Linked DNA regions of Homo sapiens: region 2 is linked to region 1. Evidence: chromatin loops called from intact Hi-C (ENCODE). Cell type or tissue: Calu3. All regions are shown on one strand. Region 1 overlaps PLLP (plasmolipin). Region 2 overlaps RSPRY1 (ring finger and SPRY domain containing 1).

Region 1 (5,000 bases):
AGGGGGAAAAGGGGGACTGCAGGAAGGGAGACTCATCAGGGGCCAAGGCCATCAGGGAGGGCTTCCTGGCATAGGAAGGGAGAAGGAGGATCAGGACAGACCAGAGCTTGTACAGAGACCTGTCAGTCAGTAGGCGTCCTTGAGGCCCAGGATGTGGAAGCTGTGTGAATGCCCTGTGGCGGTAAGGCCATTTGGTTTGGTACCTTCTGTCCTTCCATTTTGCCCCACCTCCTGGGATTGGGGGTGGCCACACAATTCCCACTTTGCAGGTGAATAACAGATCAAAAGCCTCACCTAGCTAGGCAGGTGGCAGGGTGGCACATGCCTGTAGTTCCAGCTACTTGGGAGGCTGAGGTAGGAAGATTGCTTGAGCCTTGGAGTTTAAGGCTGCAGTAAGCCATGATCACGTCACTGCACTCTAGCCTGGGTGACAGAGTAAGACCCCTACTTTTTTTTTTTTTTCCTCGAGACAAGGTCTTGCTCTGTCACCCAGGCTGGACTATAGTAGTGTGATCACAGCTCACTGCAACCTCAACCTCCCAGGCTCAGACGATCCTCCCACTTCAGGCCTCCTGAGTATCTGGGACGACAGGTACATGCCACAATGCCTGGCTAAGTTTTTATATTTTTTGTAAAGATGGGATTTCATCATGTTACCCAGACTGGTCTCGAACTCCTGGGCTCCAGCAATCCACCTGCCTTGGCCTCCCAAAGTGCTGAGATTACAGGTGTGAGCCACTGTACCCAGTCCTCTACTCTTAACAAAAAAAAAAAAAAAGGAAGAAGAAGAAGAGAAGCCTTCCCTAGATCTCCATGATCCATGGGGTGGCATGGAGAGTGCTGATGGGAACACAGGCCTGGACGCTGAGAGCCTTGGGTTCAAATCCTGGCTCTGTCCCTTTCTGGCTGCATGATCCTGGGGGAGTTCCCAAATTTCCCTGAGCCTCACTTCCTTGTCTGTCAGATGGTGATGGCAGGATCTAGATCATGCCTGCAAAGAGCTAGCCTAGCACTATATGTGGGAATGAAGGACAGTTTGGATTCACAGGGTTATAGGATCCGAGGGTTCTTATGCAAGCATAAGAGGTGCCTTTGCAGCATCTCCAACATGAACTTGCATGCTTCCAGAGACAGGGAGCTCAGTTCTTCTTAAGGCTGCCTGCTCCATCCTTGGGCACTTGGGAGTGTTGGAAAGTTCTTCCTTATGGTGATACCGGCTCTGTCTCCGGCCCCAGGAGGCAGACCAGCTCCTCTGCAGATGAAGGGCAGGGCAGGGACTGAAAGCCAACTCTGGTCTCCAGGAAGGGGCTACCTAGATGAGATTGTTGGAGTCCGAGTGAGGTGTGAGCAGGGCTTGGTCACACTCGGATTGCAATGTCTGAGACTCCCGGGGCTTCCCTTAGCACTGAGATTTGTGGGTGGTTCAGTCTTTTTAGTACAGCATTCCAGGCCCCGCATGCCCAATATCTTCATCCAACCCAGCTCCACTGCACAGAGCAATAAATGCCTTGTATTGTTAGTTCCCCCCACACTCCCCACTTACTGCAAGGGGGGGAGTATTGAGTGTTTGGGAATTAATGTGTAATTACATTATGAATATATGAATACATTCTCCTCACAAAATAAAAAAACCTGTACAGATTACACTAAAGCTGTAGTTGGATTACCCACCTCTGTCCCTAAGGGGACAACTATTTGGGGTGTTTCTAGTCTTTTTTCCTGTGCACTTTTGAAAACATTGATAGTTTTATTCTGTATCCTTTGTTCAGCAAGTTGCTTTTCTCATACTTGGTGCATCTGAGAGCTCTTCTTGTGCTCTGTCATCCAGGCTGGAGTGCAGCGGCGTAATCTCAGCTCACTGCAACCTCCGCCTCCCGGGTTCACGCCATTCTCCTGCCTCAGCCTCCCGAATAGCTGGGACTACAGGTGCCTGCCACTACACCCAACTCATTATTGTATTTTTAGTAGAGACGGGGCTTCACCATGTTGGCCAGGCTGGTCTTGAACTCTTGACCTCAGGTGATCTGCCTGTCTCTGCCTCCCAAAGTGCTGGGATTACAGGCATGAGCCACCGTGCCTGGCCACTCTTCATGTTTTGAGACTTGTCTTCCTTCCTTGTAAACTGTTGTGGAGTAACCCGTAGTGTCCCGGCAGCCTCTGCTCATTTAGCTGTTTCTCTACTGATGGAATTGTTTTATTCTTTGAAAAAAAAATTACAGAGACATAATACAAAGCACTCAAATAGTAGAAAGGGTAATCAAGAAAATGTAATCTCTCTCATCCCTGACTGACCACGCCCCACAGCTGCCCTCACCCCAGGCAACCACATGCCTTGTGTCTCATTCCAGGGTGAGTGGATGCATATTTCTACATAAAACCCACATCCTCACTTAACCACAGATAGGTGCTGTCTGGGCATGTGCCAAGCCATGCTTTTCCCCAGGGCAATACACCTAGGGATATTCTGTATCAGTGCACAGCAAGCTGTGTCCATCTTTTTCATACCTTTATTACCTAATTTCTTTTTCTTTATTTTTATTTTGTTTGTTTGAGGCAGAGTCTTGCTCTGTCACCCAGGCTGGAGTGCAGTGACGTGACCTCAGCTCACTGCAACCTCTGCCTCCCAAGTTCAAGTGATTCTCCTGCCTCAGCCTCTTAAGTAGCTGGGATTACAGGCACGCACCACCATGGCCTGACTAATTTTTGTATTTTTAGTGGAGACAGGGTTTCACCATGTTGATCAGGCTGGTCTCAAACTCCTGACCTCAGGTGATCCGCCCGCCTCGGCCTCCCAGAGTGCTGGGATTACAGGCGTGAGCCACCGCACCCGGCCCCTAATTTCTTTAATAGGTAATGTATTTACAATGCTCAAGAATAAAATAGACAGGGAAGGAGTACAGTGAAAAATCTCTGTTCCCTTTTGGTTAAAGTTGACTCCTTCATGCCCACTCTCAGTTTTCTATATCCCATTTTAAGACTTTCTTTAAGGAGACCTATGCAAATGTGGCTCTAGATTCCTCTCTCTCCCAGTTTATATAGTCTCCCCAAGATATATAGTCTAGCCACATCCTTCTGCACTTTTTCTTTTACACTTAAAAAATGAATCTTGGGGGTCCTTTTGTCTCAGTGTGTGGAGTGCAATTGCTTCTTTCTTTATGGCTTCTATAGTATTCCACCATGCAGCTGTGGTGTGACTGTGTGGTCAGTCCCTTTGTTGACAGACACTTCGGGTTTTCTATTCCTTTGCTGTTGCGCACCCTGCTGCAAGAAATGCCACCAAGTGCATCTGTACGATATGTTTCCAGGAGTGGGACTACTGGGTGGGAGGATACATGCATTTGGGATTGTGATGTAGATTGCCAAATGCCTTCCGGAGAGGTCACACCCTTCCTGCCTGCAACAGCATGCCTCCTGGAAGGTTCCTGTTCCCACAGCCTCCCAACATGGTGATTTAACACACTTCTGGATGTGCCCCAATCGAATAGACCAAAATGATAGGTCAATGTAGTGTTATTTTCATTTCTCTCTCTCTCTTTTTTTTTTTTTTTTGAGACAGAGTCTCACTCTGTCACCCAGCCTGGAGTGTAGTGGCATGATCTTGACTCACTGCAACCTCTGCCTCCTGGGTTCAAGCAATTCTCTGGCCTTAGACTCCCGAGTAGCTGGGATTACAGGCGCCCACCACCAAGCCCGGCTAATTTTTGTATTTTTAGTAGAGACGGGGTTTGGCCATGTTGGCCAAGCTGGTCTTGAACTCCTGACCTCAGGTGATCTGCCTGCTTCAGCCTTCCAAAGTGCTGGGATTATAGGCATGAGCCATGATGCCCAGCTAATTTTTATATTTTTAGTAGAGACAGGGTTTCACCATGTCGGCCAGACTGGCCTCGAACTCCTGACCTCAGATGATCTGCCTGCCTCAGCCTTCCAAAGTGCTGGGATTACAGGCATGAGCCACCAAACCTAGCCTATTTTCAGTCTCTTATCAGTGAGGTTGACCTTTTAAAAAATGTGTTTGGGTTGTTTGTTGGTTTTTGAGACAGGATCTCACTCTGTCACCCAGGCTGGAGTGGAGTGGCACGATCAGGAATCACTGCAACCTCCGCCTCCAGGGCTCAAGCCATCCTACCACCTCAGCCTGCCGAGTAGCTGGGACTACAGGTGCTCCTCACCATGCCCAGCTAATTTTTGGTAGAGACATGGTCTCACTATATTGCCCAGGCTGGTCTCGAACTCCTGGGCTCAAGCAGTACTCCTGCCTCGGCCTCCCAAAGTGCTGAAATTATAAATGCAAGGCGCGGCGCCAGGATCTAAAAGATGTTTAAGAGCCGTTTGTATTTCCTTGTCTGTTTGTATTCTTTGCTCATTCTACTGAGTGTGGTTGGTCTTTGCCTTAATAACTGCTAGGAGTTCTGGATTATTTGCAAATATTTCTTTCCTAATTTGTTTGTTTTGCTGGGTTTTTTTCCCCCTCTCATGGTGTTTTTTTTTTTTTTTTTTTTGCCTTGCAAAATTTTGTTGTAGTGTTTTTTTTTTTTTTGCTGAATTTCTTTATTTCATTCCTCTTCCTTTTTTCTTTCTGGGTTCTGGAAATTGAATCATAGTTCAGTCTTTTTCACTCCAGTTGTATCTGTCTGGAATGTATTAACATTGTTACATATTTGTTGTATTTAATTACCTTGTTAGCTTCTATTGTGACAGATAATACAGGTTTCCCACTTCCTAGTGATTTAAGTTTCCTTTTTAAAATTAGCTTATATATGTGATATATACAAGTTCATCAATGGGGACTAGTTTAGATAAATTATGATACATCTGTACAATGGTGCATGATGCAGTGAGTAAAAAGATATCCCCCCACCCCTCAAAGAAGACAATGCAACAGCTCTGTGTATAAGGATGGACAATCTCCAGGCTACCTATTTAAGTGAAAAAAGCAAGGTGCAAAATTGTAGCATGCTATCATTTGTGTGGAAGAAGTACACAGATACAAGACACACTTA
Region 2 (5,000 bases), 86 kb after region 1:
CAAAGTGCTGGGATTACAGGCGTGAGCCACCGCACCCGGCTGAAATGTGCAAATCTTAAGCACAGTAACGTGCTGAGTTTTATCAAATGCATATACCTGTGACTCAAACCCTATCAAGATAGAGAACATTATCTAGAAACATATTTGCTTAAAAAAATACAAAAATTAGCCAGGCACAGTGGCGTGTGCCTGTAATTCCAGCTACTTGGGAGGCTGAGGTGGGAAGATCACTTGAATCCAGAAGGTGGAGGTTGCAGTGAGCCGAGATCATCCCACTACCCTCAAGCCTGGGTGACAGAGCAAGACTCTGTCTCCAAAGAAAAAAAAAAAAAAGCCTGCAGAACACCCCAAAGACCACAATCTTCTTACTGAAGATTGTGTTTAAATAGGGAAAATCTCAAGTCAACAATACTGATTTGGTAATGCATGAAGATTACACTTGCCAGCTGAAACAGAAACTACCTAAAGATGTTTCAACAAGAGTGTTTCTGTCTTTAGACTCTAAAGCCTCTGGTATTTCATTGGGGAAGGTAAGAAGGGGGTAGATTGTGAAATATTTGGTTGGAATTTTACTTTTCCCACAAAAAGAAAGGTTGTCTTGATGAGGCGTTTTTACTTGCCTCCCAGATGTCCAAAGCTATCTAACCGTAGGTTTAGGTCACACAGAGTACCATTAACTCCTGAACTGTAACTGTCAAGAAGTCTGGGAAAAGCACTGGATGATTCTGACATTTCCCTTATGCACTGAGGATCTTTAAGAAAGCACACCTTTGAAAGTAGGTATTTTTTTCTGGTTGAAAGACTATCTGAGCAGGGCATGGTGGCTCACACCTGTAATCCCAACACTCTGGGAGGCCAAGGCAGGCAGACAGCTTGAGCCCAAGAATTTGAGACCAGCCTGGGCAACATGGCGAAACCCTGTTTCTACAAAAAATACACAAATTAGCCAGAGTGGCGGCTTGGACCCTATAGTCCAGCTACTGGGAAGGGCAGTGGGAGTGAGGGGTGGGAGGATCGCCTGAGCTGGGGAGGTCGAGGCTGCAGTAAACCATGATCGCACCACTGCACTTCAGCCTAGGAGACAGAGTGAGACCTTAAAAAAAAAAAAAAAAAAAAGAGTCTCTGGAAAAACCTTCCTCTAAAAAGTTGAGAGCTTTTTTAACCTAGTAGCAGTGCATCTGTGGTCAGAAAGAATTACAGAATATAGTCCTGACCTAAAATGGTACAAAGGAGAAAAGACAAATCCTTTCAGCATTCAAATAATTTACTAAAAAATAAAATTTAGGCCTAGGATAGAGTAAGGAATTTCCGGAAGCAAATAATAGTAAAAAAGGGGAAGTAAATAATCCCTGCCTGAAATCTTAAGGATTGAAAAATTTGCCTTGGACTCCCAAAAAATACTAAGGAAGAATTGAGGTAAATGCTTATGACGGTTGCAGTACAGGGAAGAAAAACAAATGTAATATTCCGTAGTACTTGTGGTTTTCCCCCCAGGAGGCCAAATAATAGGAGATCATGTGTTATTCAAATATACACAAATCTGAAGGAAAAGGATTTTTCTATTACAGAAAACTCTCTGCTCTTAAGAAAAGCAAATAAAATATATAAGCAGCATGAATATCAACATTTTCCTTAATGATGTCTACTTTAAATGATGTCTAAAACACTCATACTGCATACTCATTTGGATACTTATTAGACCCTAATATGTATTCAATAAATATCTTAGGTGAATTTATTCTAAAATCTGTAACATAAAGTCTCTCCAAAATATTTACCATTTTGAAAAACTGAGACAACACCATTCAATAACTATATATCCAATGCTTATATGGCAGGCAGTGAGGAAAGACGGAAAAAGGTCCCTCATGCTCCTGACAAAGGGAGCTGGGGTTAGGGACAAACTTAGCTCCCTACCCAAAGACTACAGATAAAGCATCTACTAGAAGGAGGCCTCTTGTTCCATCAGTTTTCCAGTGTAAAAGGAACTTTGGTAACACTGAAGTACCTCTGTGTGAGCAAGTTTTTAGGTGACTATACAAATCAGCAATAGCAAAAGGGGACTAGAGAATCTATCTTTGCATTGTAACACATTTATGTCTTACATTATAAGCCAAAATATTGTTGGTATAAATATTCCTGCCCACACAATGAAAAGTAAACAAAAAAACCTATAAATTAAATTGATAAAGATGAAGTTAAATAAAAATTCTAATAAAAAAAGAGGAATCATGATGAAAACTGACATTATTTTGAGACAATTCAGATGATGCACCCCAAACTAAGCATACTTCCTGAATACTGCAGGAATCCCCATTCTGCATATGACATGTGAGAAGCTTGTATTGGTGCCAGGTTTCCCAGGACAGACTTCCTGGGCGAAAAAAGTATTAAGAGACCACAGTAAACTCCAATATTGTTCTAGTTTTAGGTTATGAATACCATGTTTTAGTAATCCTTAGTAATTCACTTGGTAGGTTATTAATAAGTAGCCCTTAGGCATACCTAAGTATGAACAACTATGAAGCAATAAAAACTTAAAAAAACAAACAAACAGTGCTATATTTCCCATGTGGAGGGACTGGGCAGAAACCACATCTTGAGAATCACTGCATTAAGGGAACACAAGAGCGAAAACAATTCTTCAGGAGGTAGAGGGGTAAGAAAAAACTAACACTGAACATTAAACTATGAGGTAATATACTTGCTGAGTAAGGTATTTCAAACCTTCTATTTGAGGTACATAGGACCTATGAAATTACGCCTGGAAACTATAATTTCAAGCAACAAGAAAGCTATGTGCAGAGTTCATTCCTTAACAAATTTAAGGAGTACATAAATTCCTTACTATTTCAAATGTATTCTCAGTTTTCAAAAGCTCAGAAACAAAGCGGAATGTTCTCTAAGAGGCCACCACTATTTATAAGATAACTTTTCCTGATTTAACCTTGTATATACCACACATTTATCTAAAGTTACTACTTTTACATATTTAACCAGCAACCACTCCCTTTTGGAATGGACACATTTGTATGTTTTCTCTACTCACAAAGGTTGGCAAGAAAAGGATTTCAAAAGCTGACTTACTGAATGATAAACCAAAGGGAAATATTCACTCCTTTGCACTTCTAAAAGTTGTAAAAGTCCCCTCCAAAAGGCTGTTGCCCAAGTTACGGCATTTACTACTTCGTGATTATTCTGCTTTTCAATTTTCTAATTTGAATATCAGGGAAAAAACTACCCAAATTCAATGATAACTGCCTTGAAAATGCCAAAAGCTTGAAGAGAAGCTAAATCCATAGTTTATTATCCCCAAATAATTCTTTTGAAATAGATTGCTGGTTCCACTGTGTTTCCCATTTGTGGTGACTACTGACTTTCCACTTATTTTGCAATCCTGAGACTATCACACCCCACTTTACAAGTATCCTACTAAAAAATACAGAACATTTCCTATTTATTTATTTGAGACAGGGTGTTGCTCTGTCACCCAGGCTGGAATGCAGTGGCTCACTGCATCTTCAACCTCCCAGGCTCAAGAGATTCTACCACCTCAGCCTCCCAAGTAGCTGGGACTATCTGCATGTGCCACCACGCTGGGCTAATTTTTGTATTTTTTTGTAGAGATGGGGTTTTGCCATGTTGCCCAGGCTGGTCTTGAACTCCTGGGCTCAAGTGATCCTCCCGCCTTGGCCGCCCAAAGTGTTGTGATTATAGGTGTGAGCCACCATGCCCAGCCATAACTTCCAATCTTAAGTAGTGTAATAGTGATTACTACCTTCAAGAATTCCTAACATTTTCTCCAAACTATATAGAGTGTGAAAGAAAGCTGTATTTAAAAAGATGCAAAGGGATTTCCCACTTCATTAGAACAAATTACTTCATTGTTAAGGAAAGCATATACAATTCTCAACAGACTAAATTAAGCTCACGAGGCCAGGCATGGTGGCTCACACCTGTAATCCTAGCACCTTGGGAGGCCAAGGTGGGTGGATGGCTTGTGCCCAGGAGTTTGAGACCAGCCTGGGCAACATGGCGTAACCCTGTCTTAAAAAAAGTGCAAAAATTGGCCAGGTGTGGTGGCTCGCACCTGTAGTCCCAGTTACTTGGGAGGCTGATGTGGGAGGATCACCTGAGCCTGGGAGGTAGAGGCTTCTGTGAGCCGTGATTGCACCACTGCACTCTAGCCTGAGAGACAGCATGAGACCCTGTCTCAAAAAAAAAAAAAAAAGAAAAGAAAAGAAAAAGAAAAAACAGAAAAAAAGAAATACAGAATAATTGTTTGTTAAACTCTTGACAAAACACACTTTTTTTTTTTTTAGCCTCCAGGCCCCACAGTGCTACATAACTCAGATTTGTTGTTTTTACCTGATTCACTACAGATTAACACACTATTATACAAAATGCTAAGTTTTTATTTCCCTTTGATACTTACTAAATGAAAAGTTATTTTGCTGACAAAAGCAGAAGCCCACATAGAGTATGCTGGTATACCTCCTATAATCAATAACTTGAAAATAATCACTGAGGGCCAGGCACAGTAGCTCATGCCTGTAATCCCAGCACTTTGGGAGGCCAAGGTGGGCAGATCACTTTGAGCTCAGGAGTTCAAGACCAGCCTGACCAACACGGTGAAACTCCCTCTCTACTAAAAATACAAAAATTAGCCAGGCACGGGTGGTGCTTGCCTGTAATCCCAGTTACTTGGGAGGCTGAGGCAGAAGAATTGCTTGAACCCGGGAGGCAGAGGTTGCAGTGAGCTGAGATCGCGCCATTGCACTCCAGCCTGAGGAACAAGAGGGAATCTCGGTCTCAAAAAAAAAAAAAAAAAAAAGTCACTGAGTACAGAAAAAAGCATAACATAGAAAGACATTAAATAGTAGGTTAGGGCAACATGCATCCTGGGAGATCAAATAACTCACAATCACCAGTTATAGTTTTTAAAAAGATCCACAGAATATAGGATCACAAAAACAGAAAATTCAGAGCAGTACAAAAAT

The links. Hi-C counts contacts between places; a loop is a spot of excess contacts. Peaks named below come from ENCODE experiments on the same cell type or tissue, not always from the same donor. Only the 100,000 strongest peaks of a DNase experiment are listed, where the experiment ranks them.
Region 2: a loop joins it to region 1, with 5 times the contacts of the local background. A loop is called at or near these places in 10 of 110 quality-filtered maps.

Annotation. Positions count from the first base shown.
Region 1 is chr16:57,275,141-57,280,140 of GRCh38, reverse strand. The region is part of intron 1 of PLLP (plasmolipin); the gene reads left to right. Among named protein-coding and RNA genes, the nearest start is that of PLLP, 7.0 kb to the left of the region's middle. RefSeq lists a silencer at 3,170-3,464. In Calu3, no CTCF peak of the experiment used is centred here; a DNase peak (open chromatin) is centred at 2,340.
Region 2 is chr16:57,188,825-57,193,824 of GRCh38, reverse strand. All of the region lies in intron 1 of RSPRY1 (ring finger and SPRY domain containing 1), which reads right to left. Among named protein-coding and RNA genes, the nearest start is that of RSPRY1, 5.0 kb to the right of the region's middle. In Calu3, no CTCF peak of the experiment used is centred here; no DNase peak of the experiment used is centred here.